Regions from separate parts of the Homo sapiens genome. Here region 1 is linked to region 2. Evidence: read pairs that join two places in POLR2A ChIA-PET (ENCODE). Cell type or tissue: CD4-positive, alpha-beta T cell. All regions are shown on one strand. Each heading gives the region's core, and the rest is flanking DNA. Links, peaks and the distances in the headings are about the cores only.

Region 1 (16,941 bases), core at 6,055-14,054, 50 kb before region 2:
CTAGAGATGTAGGGAGGGCCTTGGCTATGCCAGGTCTATGTTAAAATTGAGTTTTCACATGTGCCATCTGTCATTAGATCAAATCAGAGACAGTTATTTCTTCAGGAAAATTTCACCTGCAAAGCTGTTTCCTCCACTCAGAAGACTAGGGAACTTTGTAAATAATAGGTTATAGGAAGACAAGTTACAATTTAAAAAAAAGAATTTACAGCTTTTTTTCTTTACTGTTAATATATGTTCATTGTGAAAAAATACATTGAAAGTTCAGAAAAGCACAAAGAAGGGGAAAAATTGCTCATAATACTGTCACCAATGAATCTGAATCACATTGTACATTGTTTTAAAATATGCTTTTTAATATTCAGTGATATATCATAAACCTTTTTGATGTTTTAAAATATATTTCTGTTCTAGTTACAACTAAAAAACTCCCAAATATATAAGTAGATATAAGTATAACTATACACATGGAGATATAGATATACATATAGATAGAGATACAACATAATGATGAGGAATGAAGATAAATTCAACCTCCCCACAGCTTAATGTCCTTAACAAAACTTCCCAGGGAGATGGAACACTTCTGGTCCATTTGCCTGAAGTGTCTGTCCCTTTCCTAATGTTCTCTCCCCTTGTCATGGAAAAAGATGCCAATTTTCCCCATACAGCTTTAGAAAGGTATCTTATACAAGTTTCATGAACTCGTGACTCTGCTTGCTGAAATGCCATTTGAATTGGCCTGTGGTATTATGCTCAAACATTTCTTTTCTTTATCTTTGCTCTCCAGTTTTTGAAAGGGAAGGAAAGGCAAGGAAATAAGTCAACTTAACAAAAGTCCCAAACAGTAAACATGAACTTTGAAAAAACTGTCTTCCTATATATCCTTAAATAGAAATAGGATCCTCAGGAAACACTATACATTTCCATATTTATACCCACTTAGCCCCACTTCATGGTTCATTTTTTCATTTTATATATTTTTGTGAGGGCCTGCTCTGTGCTATTATCTAAGCTACGCTCTGATCACACAAAGATGAATAAGACAGAGTCCCTGTCCTGAAGGAGCTCGAACACCTGTGGAGAAGTGAGCATATAAACAGATAATTATAGACAATGTCAAGGAGTCAATAAACACAGTCCCACAAAAGGGACTCCCACAAGAGACCCACAAGAGGCCATCTGACAGTCTGATAGTGGGGGTGGAGAGATGGTCAGAAAGGGTGTGGAGGAGAAACCCTTGAGCTGAGTGAAATAAGTTGGATTCTTTGGTGCAAACTCAATGGTTAAACTTGCACACAAGGAAAATGCTCTAAAATCAACAGACAAATTAGGAAGTGGTTTTTCTCCTTAAAAAAAGTTCTATCCTTCCCAAAGCATACTGTGTCTGCACGCTCCGATCACCAAAAGGCTGTGATAACCACAGAAGGGTTATCACCCATTCTAGAATACTAGAAACATAGTCACATGGGTGATCTATTTATAAATGAACACCATGATAGATTATTTAAAAGTCACTGAGGAAAGGAAGCAGAGATATTGTTATATTTATGAGCTGACATTATTCTTGGGCCAGACCCTGGCTACACATTTAAAAAGCTATATCTCATTTAATACTCACCACGACATCATGAGGTAGGTTCCATCTGCACAACTGGTCTGTCTACTTAGACAGTATTTTGATGTCCATTTTATTTAAAAGGAAATTGAAGATTAGAGCGTTAACTGTTTTCCTCAAGATGGCACAGTTGTTAAGTGAAATAAATGGGATTCAAATTTAAGTGCACCCCAAATAATACTATATTAAAATATGGGATTTTTCATTAAACTCATTTAAAAGTGCTCATTTTTGTTAAGAGAAGAGGTCCTTCAGAACCCCTTCCCTTAGTTTTCTGGTGAGCTCTATGCTAGAAATCTCTGGTAATTAAAGATGAATTAAAAGTAAGACTATATCAAGCTACTTCTTGTATCTGTGTCAGGACACAGAAATCACATCTCAGGGCAAGATCTTCTGTTATTAAGTCTGCTTGAGTCAAAATCACCTTGTTTACACAGGGAAGCTTTGGTCAGTTTTCTGGGCAATCATTTTTTTGTTTTTTTGTTTGTTTGTTTTTGAGACAAAGTCTCACTCTGTCACCCAGGCTGGTGTGCAATGGCTCAATCTCGGCTCACTGCAACCTTCGCCTCCTGGGTTCAAGCAATTCTTGTGCCTCAGCCTCCTGAGTAGCTGGGACTACAGGTGGGGAAAGTATTTTTGATCTGGAAATGTGGGGCAAACATGAACATGCTTCAATTCGTAAGAAAAAAAGCCTAGGTTGAATGGGACGTAGAACTGGCTAATTTCTGAGTCCCCACCCAATCATTGAATTAAAAATTATGCGGTTAAGAGTTTCCTGAAACCTTCCTGGTTGACTTGTCCTACTGTTTCCCATGATCAAAGGTAATAAAAGACTAAATAGCTAATAATATTCATTTTCTTTAATGCATTCAGGGGAATGTTACCTCCAATGATGATTATACCAGGTCTCTGCAATCATTCGTTCTTTAGAGATACATCTCTGAAATTACAAATAGATATCAAATTTATAAAAACATGCATTAAAAATTTTCATTGAAACATTTATTAAAAATTAAAAATGCTAATTAAGCATTTAGAGGCACATCCCATGGTTTATGAAAGTGTTTCTCCAGTTTAATTTTTTGCTTAAAAATCAACTCATAATGGATAAAAGACCTAAACATAAGACCCAAAACCATAGCTCCTAGAAGAAAACACAGGAGGAAAGCTCATTAAAGTTGGTCTTGGCAATGATTTTTTGGATATGACCCCAAAAGTTGAGGCTGCAAAAGCAAAAATGAATAAATGGAATAATATCCAACTAAAAAGTTTCTGGACAGCAAAGGAAGCAATCAACAAAATGGAAAAATAGCTTACAGATTGGGAGAAAATATTTGAAAACCATATATCTGATACGGAGTTAATATTCAAAATACAACTCAATAGCAGAGAAGGAAATAACCTAATTTAAAAATGGGCAAAGGACTGAATAGAGATTTCTCCAAAGAAGACATAAAAATGGGGCCAAGGGCAATGGCTCATACCTATAATCCCAACACTTTGGGAGGCCGAGGTGGGCGGATCACTTGAGGCCAGGAGTTGGAGAATAACCTGGCCAATATGGCAAAACCTTGTCTTTACTGAAAATACAAAAATTAGCCAGGTGTGGTGGTGCACTCCTATAGTTCCAGCTACTGGGGAAGCCGAGACATGAAAATCACTTTAACTGGGAGGCAGAGTTTGCAGTGAGCCAAGATCATGCCACTGCACTCCAGCCTAGATGACAGAGCAAGATCTGTCTCAAAAAAAAAAAAAAAAAAAAAAAAAGCCAACAGGCCAACAGGTATATGAAAAGGTATTCAACATCACTAATCATCAGGGGAATGCAAAGCAAAATCACTATAAGATATCACAGACAGCTATTATCAAAAAGACAAGAGCCAACAAGTGTTAGCAAGTGTGTGGAACAAAAGCCAATCCTTGTAGAGAAACTTTTGTTTAAGGATTAAGCAATTAACGAAATAAGACCTCTCAAACCAGCATCCATCAATGTTAACAGCAACATCAACAATCATTTATTGTGTCTTTTCCATAGGCCATTGTTCTAGGGCTTGGGACCTCACAAAAATAGGAGACTCAGTTTGCTGAGTCTGCATTAAAAACTGCCTCTGGGAGATTTTAATCTAGTTGGAGATACAGGCCAAACACGAAGAAAGGAGATATAACTCTATGAGACAATGCATGCCCACACAGGTGAGAGCCACCAGAGTTCAGAGAAAGAGTGAAATAACCAAGCACAGAGAATAAAGGACACAAAGTGCATCTCGTGCTTTCTTCTTCAGTCCCACAAGTCTAGGTGAGGTCAGCCTCCCACTGCCTCCCGTAAAGCTGTGGATTTTCCTAGACAGCCAATTGTACTATTTCTTCTTCCCTCCCTCTCCTCCTTTCTTCCTTCCTTCCTTCCTTCCTTCCTTCCTTCCTTCCTTTCTTCCTCCCTTCCTTTTTTATTTTTTGGCAGGGTCTCACTCTGTTACCCAGGCTGGGGTACAGTACTGCAATAATAGCTTACTGCAGCCTTGACCTCCAAGGCTCTAGTGATCCTCCCACCTCAGCCTCTCGAGTAGCTGGGACTATAGGCATGTGCCCCCACACCTGGCTAATTTTTGTATTTTTTTTATAATGACGAGGTCTCATTATGTTGCCCAGGCTGGTCTTGAAGTCCTGGGCTCAAGCGATCCACACACCTTGGCCTCCCAAAGTGTTGGGATTACAGGCGTGAGCCACTGCACCCAGCCTCAATTCTATTATTTCTCAAAATGCTAATATTTGTTAGGTTTTAGGAATTGAACAATTTCATATTAGGCATAAAGGAATTGCAGGGGAGGAATGCATTCTACCCTTTCTCCCACCACACGCATACACTACACATCCACTTTAAAATATATATCTGAAAGAGAATATATAAGAAAGAAAGTATAATGAGTTTCTTATGAAGTTTGTGAATATGGATTTTTTCTCTTTTCTTCAATATTTGCCCCTATCATAGGTTCCTAGGAATTACATTTTCTGTGGTGCCCAAAGTAGAGACAGGTACATAGGTATAAGCCCGTGCAGGCAGCTGCATGCTCAGTAAAGGCACCAAGGCTGGTGGCCTTTTGTCTGAGTGACAAGTACCCCGTGTGCCCACAATTGCCTTTTCTACATTGGGCCTGAACAGCAGTCTCCCTCTATGGTTGGCAGGTTTATCAACTGCAGTGACTATGTGTTATTTTTATTTCTCTGGCTCATAATAATAGTCAATTCAAGTTATATCAGAGTCGTGTCTGAAATATTCTCTCTTCCAATAAGCCTTCTATAGAATGTATCAGTGCAGTGATGTTTTCTGCCTATAACAACCACTATTGACTGGGTGCGGTGGCTCACGCCTGTAATCCCAGCACTTTAGGAGGCCGAGGTGGATCATCCAAGGTCAGGAGTTCGAGATCAGCCTGACCAACATGGTGAAACCCTGTCTCTACTAAAAATACAAAAATTAGCCGGGCATGGTGGTGAGTGACTGTAGTCCCAGCTGCTTGGGAAGCTGAGGCAGGAGAATCGCTTGAACCTGGGAGGTGGAGGTTTCAGTGAGCCAAGATCATGCCATTGCACTCCATCTTGGGCAACTAGAGTAAAACTCCATGTCAAAAAAAAAACCAAAAAACCACTGCTTCTCCATTGTCTTAGTGGGACTGGCATCCTCTCCACAAACCCTATTAGCCTAGAGCTCATTAAATGTCTTCACATTCGAGAGCCATAAACCCACGTTTTGTTCCCATCACATGCAAGGCATGGATGTTATCCATTAATAATTTTTCATTTAATAACAAAAAAATAATAGAACTTAAGAAATAGTAGATTTCTTTCCGTTAAATTTGGAGATGTATTTTTGGAAATGGCTTCCTGAGCAGTATCTCTGCTCTGAATTTGGGGCTAAGATGAGTTTCGCTGTACAGTTGAACCAGTGGGTTCTTACAGAGAGAATACATATTCTCCAGGTATGAATAGAATACATGCAACTTTAATTGCATCTACCACTGGCCACAGTGCCCCTGAATGAGTCCTGTAAGTGAAAAGGTAATTTTGAACAATGTTTCAAAATTGACACATCTGCTTAAAAATTATTTCCTTTTCTTACAAATACCTTGGTTATCAAAACGAGTAATTTACTGAAATATATATAAACTCCAACTGTGACGTTAAACAATGGATTATAATAAAATAAAGAAACGGAAAAATAACAGCTATATAAAGACACTTGGCTGGAAGTAATCAAATCAAGTCCGTTTTTTTATCCTTAAATAATTCTGTGATCCTGGCTCCCGATAAGAGGAAATTGTCTTTCCAAAAGGCATAATAGCCTCCTAGGGATTTGCTTTCCTTTGAACAATGAAGAAGGAGGAAAAGGTGTCATTGGGGATTTAAATTTAGGAGACTTGTTTGTACTTAAACTTGGCTTAATAAGTGTTCTTTAGAGCTTGTTTTTCTTTTTGTTATTAAAATAAAACTTTTAAATTTTGTAACTCATCTGTCAATGTAATTCATAAAAATGAATTTTCACAAAAACAGTCTTTTTCTAAAATAAAAATAGAAAAATTATGTTTCTCTTATAAAAGACTCATACCAGAAAGACATAAAGAAGAAAACAATCATCCAAAACAACCACTATTAACATGTTGGTATGCTTTTAGAATTTTAAATTCATATATTCACAGATAATTTTCAACAAAAATAGGTTTAAGCTTTACTTTTGTATTTTAGTATTTTAAGTTAAGTCATATATTAAGGACATATTTTCATGTTAATAAATATGTCTCTATCATTCTTTGTGGTGGCTGCATAATATTTCATTGTAAAATGCACCATCATGTATTCAAAATATCCCATATGGATGAAAATCTTTCTATTTATAAATTCTTGCTATCATACACAAAACTGCAAAACATTCTAGAATATGTGTCTTTGCCTATATTTGTCCCATAATTTCTCTTGGAAAATTATTAGAAGTGAATTTACTAGACCAAAGTATGTGTGCACTTGAAATATTGACAGATATTATTTAATTATCCTTCAAATAAAAGTATAAATTTGAACTCTTGCCAACAGTATATGATGGTGACCATTCCCCTACTCCTGTTCCAACATTTTCCAGTTTAAGAAACCTGGCCAAGCTGGTAGAGAACAACAACAACAAATCTCATTTTTCTAACTTTAATTACTATGGAGCTTACCCAATATATAATGTTTGGGGAGTAACACAAAAAACTTAGGACATTGCATAAAGATGTCCTTGGATGTCACCTCTTGCCACTTCACAGCTTGAAGACTTTGGTGCAGTCCCTAGCAGTGAGTCATGAAAGGTGGCAGGCTCAATAAAGGTGAAAAATAAATAAAGGACTTCTGCTTTCCAGTCTAGCATGTAAGAATATTAAAGATTGTCACTCCATGTAACAATAAGTAAAAAGCTGAACAAACTGAAAAATCAGAAGCTTTTCTTAGATCCATAAGAGAGGCAAGGTCACAGGGAAAACTGCTGCCACCACCCCCACCCCCTACCGCCAAATTAAAAAGACTAACAGGAGAATAGAGAAAATCACAACTTACTGAAGTAATAATCTCTATGGGAAACAGTGCAGGATACATTATGCCTGGCTATCAGTAAAAAATTATAAGACATACCAAAAAGCCAAAAGCACATTTGTAAGAGAAAGAGCAAGCATCAAAACCAGACTCAGATATGGCAGGGATGTTGGAATTATCAGATCAAGATTTAAAACAACTACGATTTATATGCTAAGGGCTCTCATGGATAAAGTAGGGAGCATGCATGAATATATGGATGATGTAAGCAGAGAGATGGAAGAAAGAACCAAAAAGAAATGATAGAGATAAAAATCAACATAACAGAAAGGAAGAATGCCTTCAATGGGCTTACTAGTAGACTGGAGACGACTCAGGGAAGAATCTCTGACGTTGAGACTATCTTAACAGAAACCTTCAAATCTGAAAAGCAGAGTACAAAGACTGAAAAAACCCAGAACAGCTACAAAGGATATAATATGTGAGTAATGGAAATACCATAAAGAGAAGAAAAAGACAAAGGACTAGAAGGTTATCTGAAACAATAACAACTAATAATTTCCCCCAAATTAATGCCAGACACCAAGCCACAGATACAGAAATCTCAGAGAACATCAAAAAGGATAAATCCCCCCGCAAAATACCCGTAGGTTTATCACTGTCAGACTACAGGAAATCAAAGATAAAGAAAAAAATCCCAAAAGAAGCCAGAGGGGAAAAATACCTTACTTAGTATCTTAGTCCATTTTGTATTGCTATAAAAGAATACCTGAGGATGGGTAATTTATAAAGAAAGGAGAGTTATTTGGCTCACTGTTCTGTAGACTGTATAAGAAGCATGATGCCAGCATCTGCCCCTCTTCTGGTGAGGCTTTTGTGCTGTGTCAAAAAACATGGTGGAGAAGGTCAAAGGGGAAGTGGGCACATGTGAAGAGGAACCAGTCCTGAGGGGCATCCTGGCTTTACAGCAACTCACTCTCAGAGGAAACTAATCCATTCCTGTGAGAACTAAACGAGTCTCACCAGAGTGAAGCCCACTCACTACCACAAGAATGGCACCAAACCATTTGTACCAGATCCACCCTCATGACTGAAACACCTCCCACTGGGCCTCACCTCCCACCACCACCACAATGGGGATCAAATTTTAACACAGGATTTGATGGGGACAAACAAACCATATCCAAACCATAGCACTTATAGAGGAAAAAAATAAGAATTGCATCCTACTTATCTTAAGAACCTTTCAAGCAAGAAGAGAATACAGTGAAATATTTAGAATTGAAGTAAAAAAAACAACAACAACCAGGCTAGGATTCTGTACCCTGTGAAATAATCCTTCAAAAGTGAGGGAGAAATACTTTCTCAAACAAAGTTGAAAGAATTTCTTGTCAGTAGGCCTGCCTTGCAAAAAATATATTTAAAAGTTCTTTAGAGAGAAGGAAAATGAGGAAAACCACAAAACTCAGATGAGAGATATCAAAGAACTAAATAAACTGAAAGATATTTCATGTTTACGAGTAGGAAGACTCAATGTTATTAAGATATCAATTCCTCCCAACTTGATCTTTAGATTTAATGCAACCTCAATCAAAATCCCAACAAGTTATTTCGTCAATATCAACAAACTGATTCTAAAGTTTATTTGCTACTAAGGCCTAAATGTTTGTATGTCCCCCAAATTCATATTTCGAAACCCCCAGGGTAATGTGGGGCCATTGAGAGGTGATTGTACCATAAGGGAATTAGTGCCCTTATAAAACAGACCCCACAGAGCTCACCCCTTCCACCGTGTGACGACACAACTAGAAGTCACCACCTATGAACCAGAGCACAGACACTAAGTCTACTTATGCCTTGATGTTGGATTTCTCAGCCTCAAGAACCATGAGAAATAAATTTATAAGCCGCTCAGTGTAAGGTATTTTGCTATTGCAGCCCAAGTGTATTAACACAATATTGCCAACACAATATTGAAGGAGAAGAACAACGTTGAAGTACCAATACTACCCAACTTCAAAAGTTACTATAAAGCTACAGTAATCAAGGAAGTGCAGTATTGGTGAAAAAGTGCACAAATAGATCAATGGAATAGATTAGAGAGCCCAGAAATAGACCAACATAAAGTCAACTGATCTTTGATAAAGGAACAAAGGCAATACAATGGGGCAAAGATAGTCTTTTGCACAAATGGAGCTGGAACATCTGAACATCTACACGCATAAAAGATCTGGACATAGACTTTACACACTTCACAAATTTTAACTCAAAATGGAAAATTTAATGCAAAACTATAAAACTCCTAGAAGATAACAGGAAAAAACCTAGATAACCTTAGATATAGTGATGACTTTGTAGCTACAACACCAAAGGCACAATACATGAAACAAATCATTGATTAAGACGGACTTCATTAACTTTAAAAACTTCTGCTCTGTGAAAGACAATGTCAAAGAAATGAAAAGACAAGCCGCAGGCTGGGAGAAAAATTTGCAGAAGATGCACGTGAGAAAGCACTGTTATCCAAAATATAAAAAGATATTTAAAACTTAACATTGAGAAACAAACCACTCAGTTAAAAAGTGGGTCAAAGATCTTACAAGACACCTCACCAAAGAATGTGTGCAGCTTACAAATGATCACATGAAAAGATGCTCTGCATCATGTGTTATCAGTGAAATACAAATTAAAAGAACAATAAAATACCACTATACAGCTGTCAGAATGGCCAAAATCTAGAACACTGACAACACCAAATGCTAACATCCTTTGTGTGACAACACAAAGGATGTAGAACAATAGGAACTTTCATTCACTGCTAGCGGGAATGAAAAATATTACAGCCACTTTGGAAGACCGTTTGGCAGTTTCTTACAAAACTAAACATAGTCTTATCATTCGTTCCAGAAATCACACTTCTTGGTTTTTACCCAAAGGAGTTGAAAACTTATGTCCACACAAAAACGTGTGTATGCATGTTTATAGTAGCTTTATTCATAATTGCCAAAACTGGGACGCAACCAAGATTTCCTTAAGTGGGTGAATGGATAAACTGGTACATCCTGACAATGGAATGTTATTCAGTGCTAAAAAGAAATGAGCAATCAAGCTTTGAAAAGATGTGGTGGAAACTTAAATTCAAATTACTTGAAGTTAAAGAAGCCAGTCTGAAGAGACTGCATACTAGACAATTCCAACTATATGGCATTCTGGGAAAGGCAAAACTATGGAGACAGTAAATATACTAATGGTTGCCAAGTTATGGTAAGTGGAGGAATGAACAGGCGTAGCACAGAGGATTTCTTGGGCAGTATGATAACATAATGGTGGACACACATCATTGTACATTTGTCCAAACCCATAAAATACACAACACCGAGAGTGAACCCTAATGTCAACTATGGACTTTGAGTGATAATGATGTGTCAATTATGTTCATCAATTGTAACAAATGTACCACTCTGGTAGCAGATGTTGATAATGGGGGAGGCTATGGATGAGTGGGGGCAGGGGATACACAGAAAACTTCTGTACCTTCTGCTCAATTTTGTTGTGAACCCAAAACTGCTCTAAAAATAAAGCCTATTAAAAATAATTAAATGAAAATATAGGTGTCTAAGACACAAACACTGACTGTTCCCTGGGTTTCACGGCTGCTGCTTTTGTACTTGCTCACCTTCTATCTGCAGGACTGGTCAGTTGGCTTGTTTAGCAAATTAGGGTCTTTTCATAACCCTGTGTGCCAGAGACTGCATTGCTAGAAGCACACTAAATTCAAAGAGAGGAATTCTGGTCTGATAAACGTGAATTTGAATATAATTCTTAAAAAACTTAATATGTATTTTGGAGTAATACTTTGACAACCGAATATCTTGGTTACCAAAATGAGTCACTGATTGAAATATATGCATACTCCAACTGTGATATTAAACAATAGATTATAATATAATAAACAAATGGAAAATAGCAACTGTCTAAAGTCAGTTAGCTGGAAAAATCAAATCAAGTCCAATTTTTTAATCCTCAAATAATTATATGATCCTGGTTTCTAATAACAGAGAATTGTCTTACCCAGAGGTTTAATAGCTTCCCCGAGGATTTACTTAAGAGATAATGGGGATCCTGCAATGACCCTAAATGAAACTTTGGGATCCCAGAGGGCAGTAATGCATGACAGTTTAGTTTTAAGTGATGTTATCCAAGGGGCAGAGTGGTTCGTTCTTTCTAAATGAAGTGGTCTGCTGGCAATACCTAAACACCTTTTATGATTAGTCCATTTCATCCAGGCTATATTACTCAGAACTTCAAGGTTTCAGTTTTTTTGTTTGTTTGTGTGTGTGTGTGTGTGTGTGTGTGTGTGTGTGGTTTTTTTTGTTTTGTTTTTTGTTTGTTTGTTTGAGACATGGTCTTGCTCTCTCACCCAGGCTAGAGTGCAATGGCACAATCTCACTTGACTGCAAACTCCGCATCCCGGGCTCAAACAATCCTCCTGCCTCAGCCTCCCAATTAGCTGGGACTACAGGCATGCGCAACCATGCCTGGCTAATTTTTGTATTTTTTGTAGAGATGGGGTTTTGCCATATTGCCCAGGCTGGTCTCAAACTCCTGGACTCAAGCTATCCCCCTGCCTCGGCCTCCCAAATTGCTGGGATTACAGGCATAAGCTGCCGTGTCTGGCCTCAGTCATCTGCTTTTTACAAATACTTGGGCTGTGTGGCCTTGGGCAAGTAGCTCAACTTCTCTGAGTTTAATTTTCCCTATGTGACCTATGTAAACAATAAAGAGATTGCATAGTGTACCGTAAACAATTTGGATTTACCCCAGGAATGCAAAATGTATTTAACATTATCAGTGATATAATTATCTACATTTTAACAGATTGAAGATAATTCAAAATGTAATCTTTTCAACATACAAAGAAGTTCAATAAACTAACATTTATTTATTTAAAAAATTATAATGACAGGGAACTGCTATAATATGTAAATGGTATCTACAAAGAAAACCCGTAACGGGCATTATACTTAATGGGGAAACACTATAACTGTTCCCTGTAAGATGAATAACAAGACAGGATCTCACTATTTCTGTCTCTATGCAATATTGTACTAGATGTCCTAGATAAGGCAATAAGGAAAAAAAAAGAAAAAAGAAAAGATATAAGGATTGGGGGGTAAGAAATAAAATTGTCTTTATTTGCAAATTATATCATTGGGTAGAAAACTTCAATGAATCTACAGAAAAATTACTAGAATAGTAAGAAAAATTAAAAACTTGGCTCCTTAAAAAATAATATGTACATTTGAGTTGCAGTTCTAAGTATCAACGCAAAAATTTTAAAATGTGCTTTTTTATAAAAAGACTTTTACAGTACAGTAAAAATTTCAGATACCTAGGAATAAATCTAACAAAAGATGTATAATATCTTTAGAGCAAAAATACAAAATTTTATTGAAAACATAGAAAACCTAAATACAAAGATATGTTCATGAATCCTAAAGTGTGTACTCATAAAAATGTAAATATTCCTAAAATTGACCTATGCATGTAATGCAATTCCAATTAAAACCCAAGCAGTTTTATTGTAGAGCTCCTTATTAACTTAATAAATGCTTATTGAACACTTAGTCCTTGCTAGACACTGTACTAGGTATAGTAAGAATATAGCAATGAGCAAGACATGAACTCTCCATTCTCATGAACCTTGGACTAGTGAGAGAAACTGACTTAAAATACGTAATTATTAGTTTGACATGTTGATTATATGCTGTGTGATTGGCATATTACAGATGATAAAATTGAAACTAAACATGTCATTTGCCAAACCCAAGATCACAGAACTAGTAATATTAGAGCCAGTTTTTAAAGCCAAGAGTGACAAGTCTGATTTCAAAGCCTACATTCTTTCCACATCATCATGCAGATTTCCAAGACCCTCTTTGTCCAAAAGCTCAGCCAGCATGCATTCCTCTGTGTACCTCTATAGGGCCACAACTATGTCTCAAACCCTCACAAAATATATATGACGCGGGTATAAAGCTGCAAAAGTCAAGTGCTACAGTCACAGTGAAATGCATGATGGGTGTTCACAGATGCCAGCACCACTGGGCTCTGTGTTTAGGCCAAGTTGGCAGCAACTGTGGTGTGATTTCAGGGATGCTTCTGCTCTAAAAGATCTCAGTTTGTCACAGTTTGTGAAAAATTCCACACTTGGTTCAGACTGTAGGATTTCAGGAATATTGTGGAATAAGTAGCAATGTCAGCAACCTGCTTGTCTCCAATGTTATTACTGTAAATATTTTTCAGTAACTACAACAATAATAATATAAAGCCTCTACCCTGCCTCACAACCAAGTAAGACTTTGTCACAGTCTGGCTTTCTCCTCTAACGTGCCTAACCTCAGTGGCCAGATGTGTGTGGTGGGAAAATCTATGCACAACCATACCTCAGAAATGGGATCCAAGACCTGTACCCCCAGTCCTAGTTAATGAAACCCTGGCAGCCCACCTGGCATGGGTCAGGGCTGTCACCCCATATGGCCTGCTACTTCAGCCTTGTCCTAGGAAGCTTCAAATACCAACATTTAAGACAAGTAGTTAAAACCATCTTTTTAGATTTGTGAATAGCAAGGAGGATCAACAAGTCAAAATCATGGAGACTAAATAGTGCAGAAAACAAATGCTTTATAATGAAAAGAAACAAAAAGTCAAGAGCTGAGAAACTCCTTTCCTCTGAGGTTCACTTTATGAATCAGAAGAATATTCTACACAACTGGCTATTTCCTATGCCCAGTGAGATTAAAGACGATATGGCAACAGAATGGGAACAAGTAGGAGAAAACACAGGTTCAATGAAATAAATGATAGAGCAAGAAAATAGTGGCTATATGCAGTAAAAAGCAGAATTACTACTGCAGAAAAATAAATACACAGTACAAAACAGAGTCCCTATATTATAATGGTTGAGAACCTGACTCCTGCATCAGACAGATTTGGCTAGAATTGAATTACAATTCTGCATTGCTTCTCAGCCTTTTGGCTAAGATCAAGTGAATTACAATTCTGCCACTTATCAGCTGTATGATCTTCAGCAAATGCATCATCCATAAAGTGAGGAGAAGAAGATGAAACAAGAATGCATTTATAGTGTTAAAATAGTGCCTAAAACATAGTCAATGCTGTATAAAGTTATGCCTATTATTATTTTTATTCTAACCAATAAACTTAATAATTATTCTTTGGATTGAGGCACTCAGGATCCTCTGCTCCAATGTCAACATCCCTGAGAGTGGTAGACATTCCATATTATCAATATTGTTGAGCATCTGCTTTGTACGAGGAAAATTTATCAAACAACCACCTAACATAGGACACCAAGAAACTAAGAAAATGGAAAATATGACCAGTATTTTGAAGAGTGAGGTGAGCTGAGTTTCCCAAATGTGACCATGAAAACATGAGATCCAGAGAGACCGTGCCAGATGTGGTGCATGCCTATAATCCCAGCACTTGGCAGGCTGAGGCAAGAGCATTGCTTGAGCTCAGGAGTTTGAAACCAGCCGGGGCAACATAGTGAGACCCTGTCTCAGAAAAAAAAAAAAACAAAAGAGAGAGAGAGACCCAGAGGAAAGCTCCAGATTTTTGACTCCTCCCACTTCCATGCACATGACTCACTTCACAATTCCCAAGAATGGTGATGATACTAACAGACCCTAGTCTTTGGTATGAAATAATGAATTGCTTTCATTACCTATAGAAGATTAATATTCTCACTAGGATTCTATATATCTTAAGAGGCTGTCCAACTCTTATTCCTCTCCTTCGAAGATACTTAATCTACAAGTGTCTGTAATATAAAGACACAGTTAAATACAAAGCGTCATGGCAAGTGTCTAGGAAAGTCACTTTATTTATGCCATCTCTAATGGTGCCAGCAGGGGTAATAAGTGATGGAGAAGCAATCAAAACCACACAGTTAAAACCACTTTTAGGGCCAGTGGCTGACAAGATGGCTGAATAGGAACAGCTCCAGTCTGCAGCTCCCAGCAAGATCAATGCAGAAGGCGGGTGATTTCTGCATTTCCAACTGAGGTACCTGGCTCATCTCATTGGGACTCATTAGATGGTGGGTGCAGCTCATGGAGGGTGAGCCAAATCAGGGTGGGGCATTGCCTCACCCAGGAAGTGCAAGGGGTCAGGGAACTCCCTCCCCTAGCCAAGGGAAGCAGTGAGGGACTGTGCTGTGAGGAATGGTGCACTTCAGCCTAGATACTATGCTTTTCCCATGATCTTCACAACCCACAGACTAGGCGATTCCCTCAAGTTCGTATGCCAGCAGGGCCCTGAGTTTCAAGCACAAAACTGGGCGGCTGTTTGGACAGACACCGAGCTAGCTACAGGAGTTTTTTTTTTCATATCCCAGTGGCGCCTGAAACACCAGTGAGACAGAGGTGTTCACTCCCCTGGAAAGGGGGCTGAAGCCAGGGAGCCAAGTGGTCTAGCTCAGTGGATCCCACCCCCATGGAGCCCAGCAAACTAAGATCCACTGGCTTGAAATTCTCACTGCCAGCACAGCAGTCTGAAGTTGGCCTGGGATGCTCGAGCTTGGTGGGGGGAGGGGTGTCCACAATTACTGAGGCTTGAGTAGGTGGTTTTCCCCTCACAGTGTAAACAAAGTTGCCGGGAAGTTCGAACTGGGCAGAGCCCACCGCAGCACGACAAAGCTGCTGTAGCCAGACTGACCTCTAGATTCCTCCTCTCTGGGCAGGGCATCTCTGAAAGAAAGGCAGCAGCCTCAGTCGGGGGCCTATAGATAAAACTCTCAACTCCCTGGGACAGAGCACCTGGGAGAAGGGATGGCTGTGGGTGTAGCTTCAGCAGACTTAAATGTTCTGCCTGCCAGCTCTGAAGAGAGCAGCGGACCTCCCAGCACAGTGCTCAAGCACTGCTAAGGGACAGACTGCCTCCTCAAGTGGGTCCCTGTCCCCCGTGCCTCCTTACTGGGAGACACCTCCCAGCAGGGTCAACAGACACCTCATACAGGAGTGCTCCAGCTGGCATGTGGCAGGTGCCCCTCTGGGATGAAGCTTCCAGAGGAGGAACAGGCAGTAATCTTTGCTGTTCTGAAGCCTTCGCTCATGATGCCCAGGCAAGCAGGGTCTGGAGTGGACCTCCAGGAAACTCAGCAGACCTGCAGCATAGGGACCTGTTAGAAGGAAAACTAACAAACAGAAATGAATAGCATCAATATCAACAAAAAAGACGTCCACACAAAACCCCATCCGAAGGTTACCAACATCAAAGACAAAATGTAGATAAATCCATGAAGATGAGGAAAAACCAGCACAAAAAGGCTGGTAATTACAAAAACCAGAACGCCTCTTCTCCTCCAAATGATCACAACTCCTCACCTGTAAGGGAACAAAACTGGACAGAGAATGATTTTGACAAATTGACAGAAGTAGGTTTCAGAAGGTGCATAATAACAAACTCCTCTGAGCTAAAGGAGCATGTTCTAACCCAATGCAACAAAGCTAAGAACCTTGAAAAAAAGGTTAGAGGAATTGCTAACTAGAATAACCAGTTTAGAGAAGAATGTAAGTGAGCTGATGCAGCTGAAAAACACAGCACAAGAATTTTGTGAAGCATACACAAGTATCAATAGCCGAACTGGTCAAGTGGAAGAAAGAATATCAGAGATTGAAGATCAACTTAATAAAATAAAGTGTGAAGACAAGATTAGAGAAAAAAAGAATGTAAAGGAACAA
Region 2 (15,207 bases), core at 7,208-15,207:
GTCACATCACGGAGACAGAGGCAGGGTTCCCACTGATGCCTCTGACTCCCTGTCCCAGGCCCTTCCTCCTCCCGCAAGCAGAAGTGCAGGGGGCAGAGCTGACCCTGTGCAGTGAAAATCTGAGGGCTGAGTTCCTATTGGAACACAAGTGAAAGACTTCCTGGCTTCTAATCTCAGGATAAGGACTCAGAGCTCCATCTGTTCCAGCCTTAGGATAAGAACCAGAATCTTACACCATGAAAGCATGAAAGGTAAGATTTGAGTGAGGAAAAAAAAAAAAAAAGTCTGTGTTTCAGATTCAGTTCACAAAGCAGTTTCATACTTAAGGTACCATCACAATAACCCTGTGGGGTAAGCAAGGCAAATTTCATTCTTGTTTTATGGGCATAGGAAGTAAGTCTCAGGGAGGTTAAGACCAAGGTTTCTGGAGAATTTTATATTATGAATCTTGATTTATGGGATTACTATTATGTAATTCCTAAGATCATATAGGAATCCTAGAGCTTGAATATAGAACTTTATTTTTAAATCTATATACATCATAATTACAAGGAGTAGTGTCCATTTGGGTTCCTTGGCCCTGATGTGTTAGTGGAATAAACATTTTTGTCAGGGTTGCCATGTGTGTCTGTGCACGTGTGCACTGTACACCTCCAGGGGATGTACCCTAAACCACATGAATGTGATTTGCACATCCAAGATTTACAGTGTACTATAGGGAGAATCTTTTGCAACAGCTTTTGCTATAATACAGAATCTGAGATGTCTTTGAGAAAGAAAAGTGTAATCATTACCAAAAAATTATTCTCATAATGTGTGCAAATTTGTATGAAATCTATATTGGCCATGGGACAAGGAGGTATTTCCAGCTAGCTTCTGAAAGGGCTCTATTCTCTCATAAGAATTCAGCTGTTGACATTAGGTGATATCTGCCCAGGTCATCAGATGCCATAGAGAAAGAGGGTTTGCTGAAACTTATATCAGCAGTGCACTGTATGCTCTTTCTGATTTATTTGAACATTCATTTATTGAGTGTCAAGTAATGCACTAGATACTCCAGGGATCTGACACAAACTCTGCCCTGAAGGAGCATGTAATCTCACTGGGGAGAAAACAAAACATATGATAATTTCAAAATAACAAACTAGGCAAACTAGTTAACACTTAAAAAGCAGGCTTTATTCAAATGCAAAATTGCATGTTACAGGGTAACCTTTCAGTAAGAAGCCAGGAAGAGGAGCTCATCATGGGTTGGATTAGTAAAGGACTAGTTATAAAAGAAGTGGTGGGGTTGAGGGAGGCCTGAGATGAAATTTAAAGAATATGTAGAATCTAGGTAAGTGGATAAAAGGTCTGGGGGCAGGGGAAAGGAGAGCATTTCATTGTGAATCAAGGAATTTCTCCACCTGTTTTAACTCTTCCATATGACATCAAAGAGATGTCACTTGCAGCTAGCATTTCAGTGATGTTTTCTTACTAATAATATCGTGATAAAAGAAACATTGACTATAAGAAATAGGAATGGGTCTCATAAAAGGAAACAGCAAAACCCCCAAACTAAAAAACAGCGCAGGCTATTTCTCTCTTCTCTCCTTTTGCTTGGCACTCATGAGATGCTAGGTGTGGAAGTCAGCCAACTGAAAAAGAGAGGTGGCTGAAGAAGGTGGGGAGGCTGAAGCCAGTTAAATAGGATGGTCCAATTCACAGACGGCGAGGCTACAGTGCAAATAGGACTCTTTCAACTTGAGCAGGACCCCATTACTTCACTGGAGTTAGAAAGAAAGGAGAGCGTAGACTTTTTGAACTTTCTATAAGAGTGTACCTCCACAGTATACAGAAGACGACGTGAAATTTGATCTGCAAGAAAACTGAGTCCATATTCACATATGTATCAAATTTGCACTTCATTTAGAAGTGTCTGTCATCAAGTACAGCACTGAATTGAAACTGAAAACAAGAGTCAAGAAAGAGCAAAGTCAGCCATCTTTATATTCCACATGAATCCTTTCCCTTTATGGTCTTATTTGTTTCTCCTCAGAAAAGACAAAAAGCTGAGCTGTATAAACACCTGTGGGCTGGGGGTTGAGGGATAAATGAGGGGCGAAATGGAAGCTGAAGGAACTGTTGGTCAGGTAGAAATCTTCCCAGATGCACTGAAGGAAACACACTTCATGTTTGACGTAGGAGGTGCCACCACACAAAACGTTTCATGGAAGGATTTAAAGGATCTCATGATTTTTAGTATTCCAAGAATTTTCTTTCACCAAGGGCGATTTAATATGGGTCATTCATACTGAAAGAAAAACAAAAGATAATAAGAGTTTAAAAATTGCAAAACTTGGAGTGTTAGTAGTAAAGGTAAATATTCATTAGAGATGAGAAGAGGAGCAAGGAAATGCTTTCAGCTGGAAATCTCAGACAAGAGGCCAGGCTTTAGGAACCTCTGAAGATGAACAAATGTAAGCAAACCCTAGTAGCAGCACTTCTCAGATTTTCATGTGCTTACCACTCAGAGATGGTGTTAAAATGCAGACTCTGATTCAGTAGGTCTGAGTGGAGCCTGAGATTCTGCACCCCTAACAAGCTCTTTAGTGATGCTTATGCCACTGGCGCACAGACCCCACTTGGAGAAATTTTTGTGGTGCATACGGTCTTTGTCTCCAGATCTAATGAGTCTGAAGGACAGTGTAGATTGATTTTTTAAATTTATGTTTATTTTAATTTAATTTAATTTAATTTATTTATTTATTTATTTTTGAGATGGAGTCTCACTCTGTTGCCCAGTCCGGAGTGCAGTGGCACGGAGGCAGCTCATGCAACCACGGCCTCCTGGGTTCAAGCGATTCTTCCGCCTCAACTTCCTGAGTAGCTGGGAATACAGGCACGTGCCAGCACACCCAGCTAATTTTTGTATTTTTAGTAGAGATGGGGTTTCACCACATTGGCCAAGCTAATCTCAAACTCCTGACCTCATGATCCACCTGCCACGGCCTCCGAAAGTGCTGGGATTACAGGCGTGAGCCACCGAGCCCAGCTGTAGATTGATTTTGAGCAGTGGAAAGTCAAGGAATTAGAAGGCATGCTTAAATGGAAAGTGAAATTGGAGAAAATTTAAACTCATGAAATAGTGGTGGTTATAAACTCGTGATAAATTATATCCTGGGATATAATTTAATGAGATGGTAACACATTTAGTTTAAAGAAATAAGTGACACTTTTTTTGTGTGACACAACTGTCTTATTCTTGGAAAGGACAAGGAGAGAATGAAATATGGTATGTCTTCACAGCACCTTTCAAAGGGAGAACCAGATTCTGAGGAGCTGGTCTCATGATGAACTGTCAGGGTAAACCACAGTTCAGCAGCTGCAAATGTGCTTGCCAAAATAGAGACAAAAAAATGTTTCTGAAAACAAAATTTCACATATGCCCTCCTCTGAGGTTGGCATCATATCTTCCTGTGTATCTTGGGTGTAGCTTCTATCCTGCCAGAATTTAGACAGTAGAAACCAAATGAGGTGATAAACAGAGTCATTTTGCAGAAGAGTCAAAATAACCCAGCAAGAAATGAAACCACAAATGCCCAAGGAGTCATTCATTCACCATTCAAAAGCTAATAGAAATGAACACAAACTACTATGAAAATTCACCCAAGAACTTAAAAAAAAAAAAAAAGGCTCATGGTGTTTAGTGTGATAGTATTCATTTTACCTTTGACTTGTTCTAAAAACACACCATACTTCTACCCCACCCTTCCTCAGTGCCGTCACACAATGGTTTCAGTGTGAAAAAAAAAACCACGTTACTGGAAAAGGAGGGTGCCTGGGACTTGCCACTCTAAGCTGGTAGTCAAGGGTCTTGAGTTCTAAAAGCATACGCGTTAAGAGCATGATTCCTGGATCCAAATGAGTATGGATCTCAGCATTGCCATTTATTGTGACCTCAGGCTATTTTATTTCTCTGTGCCTGTTTCTTTATCAGTAATGAAGATGTTCATAGACCCTTCTCCCACAGACTTAAAGGCATATTTCATGATTTAAGACATGTAAACCATTCATAACAGTATACAACATGGAATTAATATTTGATAAAGGTTTATGATTATTGTAACTAACTCTGTCACTTGCTCAAGGCCTATAGAAAACTTACTTAATTAGTTCAACTACAAAAAGAGTTTGAATGTGATATCCACCAAGATCATATTCAGACCTAGAATTCTGTGATTCTTATGAATTAATACAGCCTTGGTCAATAAATGAGAGCTGGGCAAATAATTCTTCTTTGCTAGGCCTTTCTAGACCATCTGGTGAAGCATTCAAGACTTATGTTATTGGGGCCAGCCTTCCTTTCCAACTTCAACTCCACAACTCCTCAATAAGCCATGGGCTCAAGAAAGTTCTGCTCAGTGGCCCCTGAAAAATGCTTTCATAGTCTCACTACCATACCACTGCTTACACAATTTCCTTCCTACAGACTGCCTTCCTTTCCTGCTTTTCTCCATATACCTAAATCCTATCTATTCTTCATAAGCAACCTTCTTTATAACATTTTCTATAACCACCAAGCCAAATGACCTTTTCCTTCTTAAATATAGCACCCATTGGCCATTACCATGCTCTGCCTTGTATTTTTCTGATTTTTTTCTTTCTATATTCCTGTCTTAACTCCCCAGCTAGGTAATAATTTTCCTGAAATCAGGGACCAGGCTGACTCCTCTTGCTGTCTCAAGAAAGCTTAGCAGTTTCCAACACAAAAATGTTCAATAAACAACTATTAATTGACTGATTATAAAAAATCAGTGAACCATTAAACTTAATATAGCAATTTGCTTAGCATGGTAATTAGCTTTTTGCTAATATTCTTCCAGCCAGTCTCTCCTCCTGTGCCTCAAGGACATCTTAAAAAAAAAAAATCTAGTTGATCTGCTTCCATCTAGTGGCAATTAAAACAGGTGGTTCCGGTAGCCAGAAAACAGCTCTGGGTAGATTGTGCCAGAAAATACTTTCACTCAGTAGGTGCGAGTTTGAAAGAAATCTTCACATCTGTGGGTTTCCTGCCACAGACATAGGGAGACCAGCCCAGAGAAAGAAGCCTTTCCTCACTAGACTCCATTTGCACTAGTAAAGAGAAGACAGAGTAATTAAAAAGAATAAAAAGAACCTCCACTGATCGTACATCCTCATCCAGTTACCCCTGCCCCACTTCTCCTTCACAGCCAAACATTTTAAAAGAGATGACTGCTTGTTCTGTCTCTACTTTCTCATCCTCAGTAATGCTCAATGCTTGGCCGTCTGACCTCTGTCTTGATGTCTGCACTGCAAATAGTCTCCCCACTGACACCCTTGTTGCATCCAGGGGATACTTACTGGTTCTCTTGGCAATGTTTGAAACCGTTCCCCTTTCTTTGTTTCCTTGGCATTCATTACCCCACACTCTTTCTCCTCTTCCTTCTCCCTGCCTGGCAACATCTTTTCATTTCTCTTTCCCTTAGGTGACTTATTAGATAATGATGTTCCTCTGGCTCCCATACTCTCTCCCAGGTCCTCTTCCATTCTTAAAGCACTCACACCCTCCCTGGATGATAGTACCCACTCCTGAGATGGCAGTTACCTCCTGAAATGTGAGGGACCCAAATCCACTTCTCCTGCCATAGCCTCTGTGCTTTGGATAGGTCCAATGAGCCACAGTGAATGATGTGCATACACCCAAAGCTCAGTACAAAACTGAACCCATGATCTTTACCTCCAAAACCTCTCATTCTTTTATGTTCCCTTCTCAGAAGTAAACAGGACTACCATCCGCCAGTTTCCAGGTGAGAAAGATGATAATTTGATTCTTCTCTCTCACTTTTAGCCAATTAACAGACACATTCAGTTAATATCACCTCCTCTTATTTCATGAACCCATTCTTACTACTAGTTCCCTAGACAGGCGCCATCGGTTTTAATCTAATAACTGCAAATGCCTCCAAAACAAGTCTCTTTGAATCCAGGCTCACCTGTCTCCCACACTTGCCATACTGCTCTGCAGGGTGACCTTATAAGATGCCAGAGGTAAGGCTACTCACTGTTTAAACCCCTTTAGTGATATCCCAAAAGACCTCAAGATAAAGCCCATATCACATGGCTTATACATTAGTTTATGATCTGGCTTCTGGTGCCTCATTTTTCCCCACTTTTTCCTTTGCATTCTAAGCAATGGCCCATACTAAGTTTGTGATTGGTAGGATGGTTGCCCAAACCAGCATCCAATCCCTTCAGAAATCATCTCACTTCATTTCTAGCATTTTAAAGGAAGCTCAGTTGTCCAGCTGGGTACTGAATATGTCACCAAAGTCCTCCTTTCATAGTTTATTTTACTTAAACTCTCCTTCCTAAAATTCCAGAGCAAGTCACTAAACCCTAGATACTGAGAAATATTTTTCCATCTTCATTTCTGCCAGGTGGGCCATCAACTTTCACATGTCTGCATCTCCTCCCACTGTGCTATTTCTCCAGTAGAAGAAATTTGAGCTTCAAGACCAAACTGAAAAATACTTGCCTCCTTGGGGAAGCTGTAGGTAGAATTCATGCTCCCTATCTTTCCCACATTTCTGAAGGACAATGCCTGTTAGAGCAATTGAATGCAAATAGTCAATTGAATAAGCATTTATTCATTTCTCAATAAGTGCTTGTTCAATTGAATATTTCTTAAATAATATATTTAAGAACAAGAAGAACACACCACAATGTTTTTAACCCTCAGAAAAAATTCTGAGGTAATCAGAAAAATCTCCCTTTACATAAACTGCCCTTTTCTAATAGGGATTACTTGTTCGTTCATTCATTCATTCAGCTCCACTAGCACCAAAAAGCACAGCTCTGAAAGGAAGCTAGTAGATTTATCACCTTATCTGGTCATTTGGATGAGGACCCCAGGTAAATAAACTACTATGGGGTTAATGTGTCTAGCTAGAGCAGGAAGTAACTTAAGGAAGTAGAGAATGAATCAGCAGATGTGGAAACTCCTCGCCACTAATAAAACTTACCTTCTCTTGGATTTCTTGCCTGAAAATAGAAAATAGAGAAAAGGCATTAGCAAAAATTAGACAATTTAAAGTTTTTCAAGTAAGGGAGAAGGAAGACTCCCACTCTCAAAACTGTCTTTTGAAGTATATTAGGTATTTGTTAGGTGGACCCTATCTGTGTCAAAGGAGATTTGAGGAACTGGCTTAATAAACAGTGGTAGACACTAATACAGAACAGACATGTTGATGCAGATGCCTCCTGAGGTTCCATTCCATTCTCCGTGCTACTCAAGAAGACAGAATTGCTAAATTGCCTGGTGGCAAGACCCAATATGTCCATTCAAGTGTTTATCCCTTCCCAATCTGCCATCTCATCCTACCTGCAGATTCTTCCCTTGAGGGACAGCTGCTAATACTGTAAAACTATGTGCCATTACAGCTCACAGCATCATCTCTATGAGAATCCACAAGAGAATTTCACTTTGGTCTTGTTGGTAGGAATTGTGCAGCCTCATCTGAGTAACTAATGTGTTTTTATCTTACAAACACAAGGAATATCACATGGTTCTCCTTTGACTGGCTGTAAGGAAACTCAGAGCTAGATCTGAGACCCTCTCCTACCAAGTATATAAAACTTTGTGACATACATTTTTGTGCCATAACTTCAACCTTGGTTCCAAATGATTTTTGTACCCTAAGTTTAAATTTGGCTTTCTTTTTTTTTTTTTTGTACTCAATAAAACATCAAGCTCATTTATTATTGCGAAGAGCGAAACAACAAAGCTTCCACAGCGTGGAAGGGGACCCGAGTGGGTTGCCCAAATTGGCTTCTTTTTCTTACTTTTTAATTAATTTTAATTTGCTATACTGAACACATTTTGTACTGTTCTCACATTCTTTTTGAAAAAAGCAGAATATAAATAAGTAGATAACTTAAAAAAAACTCTTTGAGCAGAAAGAATCATTTGGGAGGCAATATATTTCAGTGGCTGTAAAGTGGCATTCTAGAATCATCCTACCCAGGTGAAAGCCCTATTTTGCCACCTGTAGTGTAGTGTGTATTTGAACAGCTACTTTCTTTTCTAAACTACAATTTCTTCATCTGTTAAAGAGGCATAATAATTGTATCATCCTCATTGGGTTGATAAAATAAAATATTTCCAAGTATTTAGTTCAGGTCCTAGCACGTAGACAGTGTTGCATTACTGTTTTAATCCTTTAAAGTATTAAAGACTACTATTTGAAATCTTTTCTTCTAAAATTCAGCCTGCTGATGACCAAGTGCACTTGAGCAGGGGGAATCAAATCTGAATTAATTTCAGATTCTGGTTAGCTTCACATAAATATTTTTTTTAGGGATGATGAACCTAACAGCAATAGATGAGTAAGAATCTGTTCCTACTGAGAGAGTTTCATTTTGAAGAAAAAGGAACTAAGGGGGCATGTGTTCAGTTTCATGCCCTGGTCTAACCCTGTGTGTTGGTTCTGGTGGGAAATTCTTCCAACCGAGGAAAAAACCAGTTCACAAATCTGAAGACCAGTGATTTTAGAAGATGTATCTGGACTGGAGTCTAATCTCTGACTCTGGGTCCTGCTGATATGGTATTTTTGAGATTTGGCCTAAAACATCATTGCCCTGGTTTCCTTATTTACCAAACAGGGCCAATGGTAGTGACTAATCAGAAAATGATAATGCCTGGTGCACAAAATGTGTCTAGATGAGCCCATGCACAAGGACACATGTTTCTGGAACTGTTCCTTATTCCTTTCCTAAAAGAAAGGAGGGAAAGTCTCCATACTAAGACTACTAGGGCAGGGGACAAAGTGCTAGAGTCAGAAGATTCATCTGAGGACAGAAGAATAGGGGTGAAGGCTCTAGTCACTTCATTGGCTACCATGCTCTAAATAGTTACCTGTGCCCTTTTTCTAACTATTAGAACCCAAAAAGCCTATAAATTCTCTCTCTCTCTCTCTCTCTCTCTGTGTATATATATACATATACACACACACATAGACACACACACACACCTAAACACACACATAGAGATTTATGACTTTTTACTTTTATCCTTGTAAATGCCATTAACTATATTTTGTCTTAGATTTAGCCTGGGAATGTAGCCATTATTTCTACCATTGCCTCCATAGGAAAAATACTCTTCATGTTTTAAAGGACCAACCTACAACTAAAATCTTTGGAAAGCAGAATCATTTGTAAGTTGGTGAAAATGGAAGATGTTGTTTTATAAATGAAGACTTTTTTTTTTTTTTTTTTTGAGACAGGGCCTCACTCTGTTGTGGAGTGCAGTGGTGCTGTCATGGCTTACTGCAGCCTTGACCTCCTGGGTTCAAGTGATCCTCCCACCTCAGTCTCCTGGGTAGCTGGGACTACATGTGCATGCTACCATGCCTGACTAATTTTTTGTATTTTTGTAGAGATGTGGTTTCGCCATGTTGCCCAGGCTGGTCTTGAACTCGTGGGCTCAAGTAATCCTCCTGCCTCAGCCTCCAAAAGTGCTGGGATTAGAGGTGACAGCCAAGGTGCCTGGCCCACAGATGAAGACTATTTAATGTTATCTTAAAGATACCCTAAGCTTCCTACCAAGCCAGTGATCTTTTGGGGCTTCTGTTTTCTTTGTTGGCATAACTGTAACTAGCCTAACTGCCCGTTATCTGTTTCCTGTTTGCCCCACACTGATTCCCACAGCAGTTTTCAAGTTATCGGTTTGAGATCTTGTACAGAAATGACTCCAAGGTAAAAAATTTAAAAACAACCCCTCTAATTTTTTTACCCTTGCTTATAAAACAGCCTTAGCCAGCTAACCCCTCACTACATGCAAATGAGTTTGATTCTATTCTTTTGATTCTACAAACACTTATTAAAAGATTTTAGAATTCGGAAATAAATAGCTTCCTTATTAAGGTGACTTACAGCCCCAAAGTCCTTAAAATTATTTAGACAATAGCCACCTTATCCCAGGGGGCAGTGTGTAATAACCCACCCTGTTCTCTATCCGTCAGTTCTGCCATCATCGCCCAAGGTAGGAAGAAAGACAGGACAACCGGGGTCAAGATTTGAAGTCTCAATGGAAAGAATAATCAGTGGTTGGAGAAAACTGTCATTCTTCTTTTGCCTTAATGCAGTACTTGATACTTATACTTAGTACTGTATAGTACTTAGTACTGTATAATACTATAAGATAGTGAGATTCAATCAGCACAGAATTTCTAATAGCAAGGGCAGAGACATTTTAACTGCTCAGTGCTCTCAGGTTATACATAGCTAATGAAGTTCTTGCATATCAACAATCCCCACCCCCCTCACACACTTTGTCTTTCTGGATTGGTTAGAAAACTTACCTAGCGCCCACTATTCTCAAATTTAAATGAAAGATAAGATCAGAGTGGCACGCAATTAGGGACTGATAAATAATATTTTTGTAATTGCCAGTGTAAATGGACAGGGGGCAACCTTTACATACCATATTCAGTGAACAGAATACGTACTAACTAATTTGATGGAAGGAAAATTAAAATGACAATCAACTGAGCCCACAGAAAGGCAACACAGAGCAGTTGGTTAGCAATTGTTTCGAGATCATCCCTGAACTTGAAACAGGTATATCTTTTTTTTTTTTTTTTTTGAGACAGAGTCTCACTCTGTCACCAGGCTGGAGTGCAATGGTGCGGTCTCAGCTCACTGCAACCTCCGCCTCCCGGGTTCAAGTGATTCTTCTGTCTCAGCCTCCCGAGTAGCTGGGATTACAGGTGCCCGCCACCACGCCTGGCTAATTTTTGTATTTTTAGTAGAGACAGGGTTTCACCATGTTGGCCAGGCTGGTCTTGAACTGCTGAGCTCATGATCCGCCCGCCTCGGCCTCCCAAAGTGCTGGGATTACAGGCATGAGCCACCACACCTGGCCAAAACAGGTATATCTTAAAAGCTGCCCAATGTCCATGAATGTTACAGCCTTGAATGGTTCTTCCAGGTGAGTTTGGCCAAATGTGGCACCATACACCCAAGGCCTGCTGCAGGCTAGTGGGTTGCTCACACTTTAAAGCTGAGACACACTCATGCCTTAAGGTAAAGGGAGTGATAATCTGGGCAGCAGATGTTAACTTCTCAAGGCAGTCCTCCTTCTCTTTTCCTCTCCAGTGACGGATGGTTGGAAAGCATATATGGTGCATTTGGTTAGAGCTGTGGCCTTGGTGAATAGATACTTGGGAGAATACATGGGAATTTCTCCCAGGGTTAATGCAATGCCCATGTGTTGGGAACCAGGTGACTCTTGAAGAGGTCAGGTATTTGGGAGCAGTGCCTTGAAACCTTAGTGGACATTAGACCCACTTCCTAGTGGAATTGTAGCATTGAAATCCAAGGCATGTAGGCTCTTAGAGGACAGAGATAGTGTGTCATTTTTTCAGAATTAATTAAGAGCAGGCCAGGCGTGGTGGCTCACACCTGTAATCCAAGCCCTTTGGGAGGCCAAGGCAGGCAGATCACGAGGTCAGGAGATCGAGACCACTCTGGCTAACACAGTGAAACCCCGTGTCTACTAAAAATACAAAAAATTAGCTGGGCATGGTGGCACGCTCCTGTAGTCCCAGCTACTTGGGAGGCTGAGGTGGGAGAATAGCTTGAACCCAGAAGGCGGAGGTTGCAGTGAGCTGAAATTGCACCACTGCACTCTAGCCTGGTGACAGAGTGAGGCTCTGTCTCAAAAAAAAAAAAGTATTAAAGAATTACATAAGAGCAAAGAACCATTAGAATATCTCACTTAGTTGTTATCAGCCTAGCAAGCTGCCTTGAAGGTAATAGACATTTTTAAAAGTTTATCAGATGAAAAGCGAAAATCAGCCAACCTGTTTTAATGAAGGTGTGTCCTGGGCTGATTTACATGTCTCCAGGGACTGATGGCTCTAGAATGTAAAGCTTGGCATCCTGCTTGTGTTGAATCTATCACATTTAATTTCCTGTGGGTTTCTTTTTTTTTTCTTTTTCACTTTAAAGTTGTGTTCTTTTCATGTGAAGTTAAACTCACATACCTTTTTTTAATCTCCTTGCCAGCCAAATGATAAATGCCAACCCAGAGAATGCAGTAACCATGACTGCCACTGGAATGAAGAGGGGGTTATAATCACCCTCCTTAATCATTGAGAAACTTTTGTCCAATTCTGAAAGAGAAATCAGTAAGGCACATAGCATGAGACCACCAGCATTATTTCCTTAGTCTATCTCATGATATTTGACTTTTTTCCTCCTTACATCTCCCAGTAGTAGCCCATTTGATGCCATTTGACAGATGAGGAAACTGGCATGGGAAGGCCCCTGATGAGTCTACAGCATAGGCAAAGACTGGACCAGCCTTGCTAGTCTAATGCCTACAGAATCTCAATGCCCAGATTTGTGGTTCATAGAGTTCCTGAAAATGCACCTAAAAATGTTGGCAAGAATGGTCATCGTTGTATTTAGCTCCATGGACTTGTTCAATGACTGGAACTCTGAAACACAGAGAAGAGCTAAAAGCCTAATACAACTTCAGGAAAAATAAAAGCCAATGATCTGAACTGGATAATTCACCAGTCAAAGGAAATCATTAATGCTTTTACTTTAAAGCAGTTGTGCAAAAATAAGCACTTGATTTTTACATGCCAAGGACCTGCACTAATTTCTTTCCAATGCAGTAGTTACCACTTCCCTCTACTTCCTTCACGAATAAGTAAAAGGGCATGTTTAGAGATACTCTTGTAAGTGTAAACTAAGTTCATTTGGGAGCCTCTATTTGAAAATACTGGTATAAAAAAAAATCTGTCTCCTGATACTAACATTTGAAGGAATCTACTTTTTTACATATTGGCAGAGGGTCTGATTCTATCCTTAGTTCTTCCCATTACTTTGATGAACCTTTTCAAGGTGATTTGATCCCCACACCCAAATATATGATTGAGAGAAGGCTCAAGTTCCCAGGAGCTCCAGACAGAAGGTACCTGTTGGCTTGATGAAGATGAGGAGGAAATGAACACTAGCTAGGCCTTAAAGGGAAATGTCTCTGATAGGCCTAATACACAGTCCTCTGCTAAAGGCCTCCCTGCCTCTCTCTGCTCATCCACTCTACTCCCTGGCCCTGGGCACGCAGCACACAGAGATCAGCATTTCTGACAGCTTCTGTAGATCCTACCATTTAAAGACTTTTGTCATCCATGCAGATAGTCTCAGGAGCAGACACAGGTAGCTATTCTTTCACATGCTAGCTTAACATGCATTTGCTTTAGCACCTATTGCCAGGCACTGTGTCAGGTGGAGGGTATACAAAGATGAACAAGACATGATTCTTCTCATATACAGATAGATTTTGGAGGCATTAGCTTAGTGATGATTCAGGAGTATCCATTATTTGGGGAAGTAGGTGGTCATTAGTGACCTTTTACAGGCATTTCAATGGGCTAACAGAGATGTTAGATTGTAGTGGAATAGAAGAATGGGTAAAAAGTAAATCAGTGAGTTCAGATTTTAGGAGTTAAGATGGCAAGAGGTGAGAACAAAAAAAGGAAATGATTGTCATTAAAGGAGGAGGAAAGACCAGCCAAAGATTTTACAGTGAGTTAAGCATACAAATTTATTTCTAGGCCACATATTCTTAGCAAAACAACATGTAAATGTTTATGTATGTCTTTCCTCATATCTGCTCATCCATCAGCTCCATCGTTAAGATTTCAGTTTTCCAGGACAAACTTACTCACTTTGACATATTGGACTAGGATTTGACCAGATTCCAGATGATTCACAAATGGTTTTCTTCTTCCCAATTAACTCAGTTCCTTCTGAGCAGATGAAGGTACATGCAGAGGTAAAGCTGAAGCTGGCCAGGGGATGGCTACAGTTCATGATCCCCAAATCTGGTGCTGATAGAGGCTCACACTGAATCACTTCAATGAAAAAGAAAAAAAAAAAAAAGACAAAACAGTATTTCTGAGTAGAGACCCTCCCTTGAGCAAAGGATTTTTAGCCAAAGCTGCCTGACTACATTACTTGTGATATTGCTTCCAGGCTTTATTTTCTTGAGAATGATGGTGGGTGGTGAATGAGAGATGAAGGCAAGGAAGCATTGAAAGCTGTGGGGAGAGGAGTAGCTACTCCAGGCTGCTGCCCTAGCTAAGGTGACCCTCCCCTTCTGCTGGAAGTACCATGCCATATGGCCTCTGCATCAAGGGCTCTTATGGGATATTCTCAGAGAATCTCTGCCGTTTCATCTGTTCTGATATCTACCCAAGCATTTTGAAAAACATCCCAATTCACTGAAGCAAGTCCAACTTCCGTAAATTCCAGTAGGTGGGTTGACAGTTTTATAATTTCAATAAGGGATTTTGATAGCACTTCTAAGAATTAAACTACTTAAACTAATGCATCAGGAGCATACTTGTAGAAAAGTTAACCAAAACTTCGTAAGTTCAGATGACATTGGTTTTCTCCCATATGGAGATAAGGTTGGCAGTTAAAAATGAAAAAAAAAAAAAAACCTACCTTATTTCAAACTTGAAAAGATCAAGAGATTGTGTTTTTGTTTTTCAGTTGTTATTCTCCTAAAAGTTTATGCATGAGGAAAAGTAAAAGTGATTTTAAGAATAAGCCAAATAAAACAACCAAGAAAGACCTCCACTACCCTGGGAAGGAAACTGGTTGGTATTAAGTAGGACACCACATAAAACAGGTGTTATTGAGAGGAGAAGAACCAAAATGTAACTGAGGTTCAACAAGACATTATTTATGCAATGGCAATGAGAAAAATAAAAAACACAGTATAACCATGCTGTATTGCTATAAGTCATGTTACACACTGGGAGATGGCTTCAGGGGTATTTGGTTTTTACTTTTTGTTTGGGAGGTTTTTCAAAAAAATTTAGTTAGAATAAGTCCTTTGAGAAACATCACAGTAGGTTAAACAAAGTTAGGTTAAATTAGGCTCCTAAGTTTGACTTCTCAGCAAACTTCTACTGAATGTTCTGACTGTAAGCCCAGGATTGCATGACAAAACCTCTAGTCTGAAGTTACTCACCTTGACAGGTTGGTTCTGGAGATGACCAGTTTCCAAATGGTCCACAGGTGGTTTCTTCAATCCCAGTTAAGTTTGTTCCTTCAGAGCAGCTGAAGGCACACTGTGAGCTGAAGCTGAAGTTTCCCAAAGGGTGAGTACAGTCCATGGTA

The links. ChIA-PET counts read pairs that join two places held together with the same protein. Peaks named below come from ENCODE experiments on the same cell type or tissue, not always from the same donor. Only the 100,000 strongest peaks of a DNase experiment are listed, where the experiment ranks them.
Region 1: POLR2A ChIA-PET joins it to region 2 with 5 read pairs; 9 of 35 experiments call an interaction of 5 or more read pairs at or near these places.

The regions. Positions count from the first base shown.
Region 1 is chr1:169,640,792-169,657,732 of GRCh38, forward strand. No RefSeq gene overlaps it. Among named protein-coding and RNA genes, the nearest start is that of SELP, 19 kb to the left of the region's middle. In CD4-positive, alpha-beta T cell, for the core only: no CTCF peak of the experiment used is centred there; no DNase peak of the experiment used is centred there; H3K27ac peaks cover 675 bases.
Region 2 is chr1:169,689,510-169,704,716 of GRCh38, forward strand. SELL (selectin L) reads right to left here. Exons shown (of 9, transcript NM_000655.5): 5 at 15,059-15,207; 6 at 13,746-13,931; 7 at 12,051-12,179; 8 at 7,026-7,044; 9 at 1,158-2,293. The coding sequence ends at 2,275. Among named protein-coding and RNA genes, the nearest start is that of SELL, 15 kb to the right of the region's middle. RefSeq lists an enhancer at 7,363-7,412. In CD4-positive, alpha-beta T cell, for the core only: no CTCF peak of the experiment used is centred there; DNase peaks (open chromatin) are centred at 10,372 and 11,972; H3K4me3 peaks cover 1,489 bases; H3K27ac peaks cover 6,375 bases.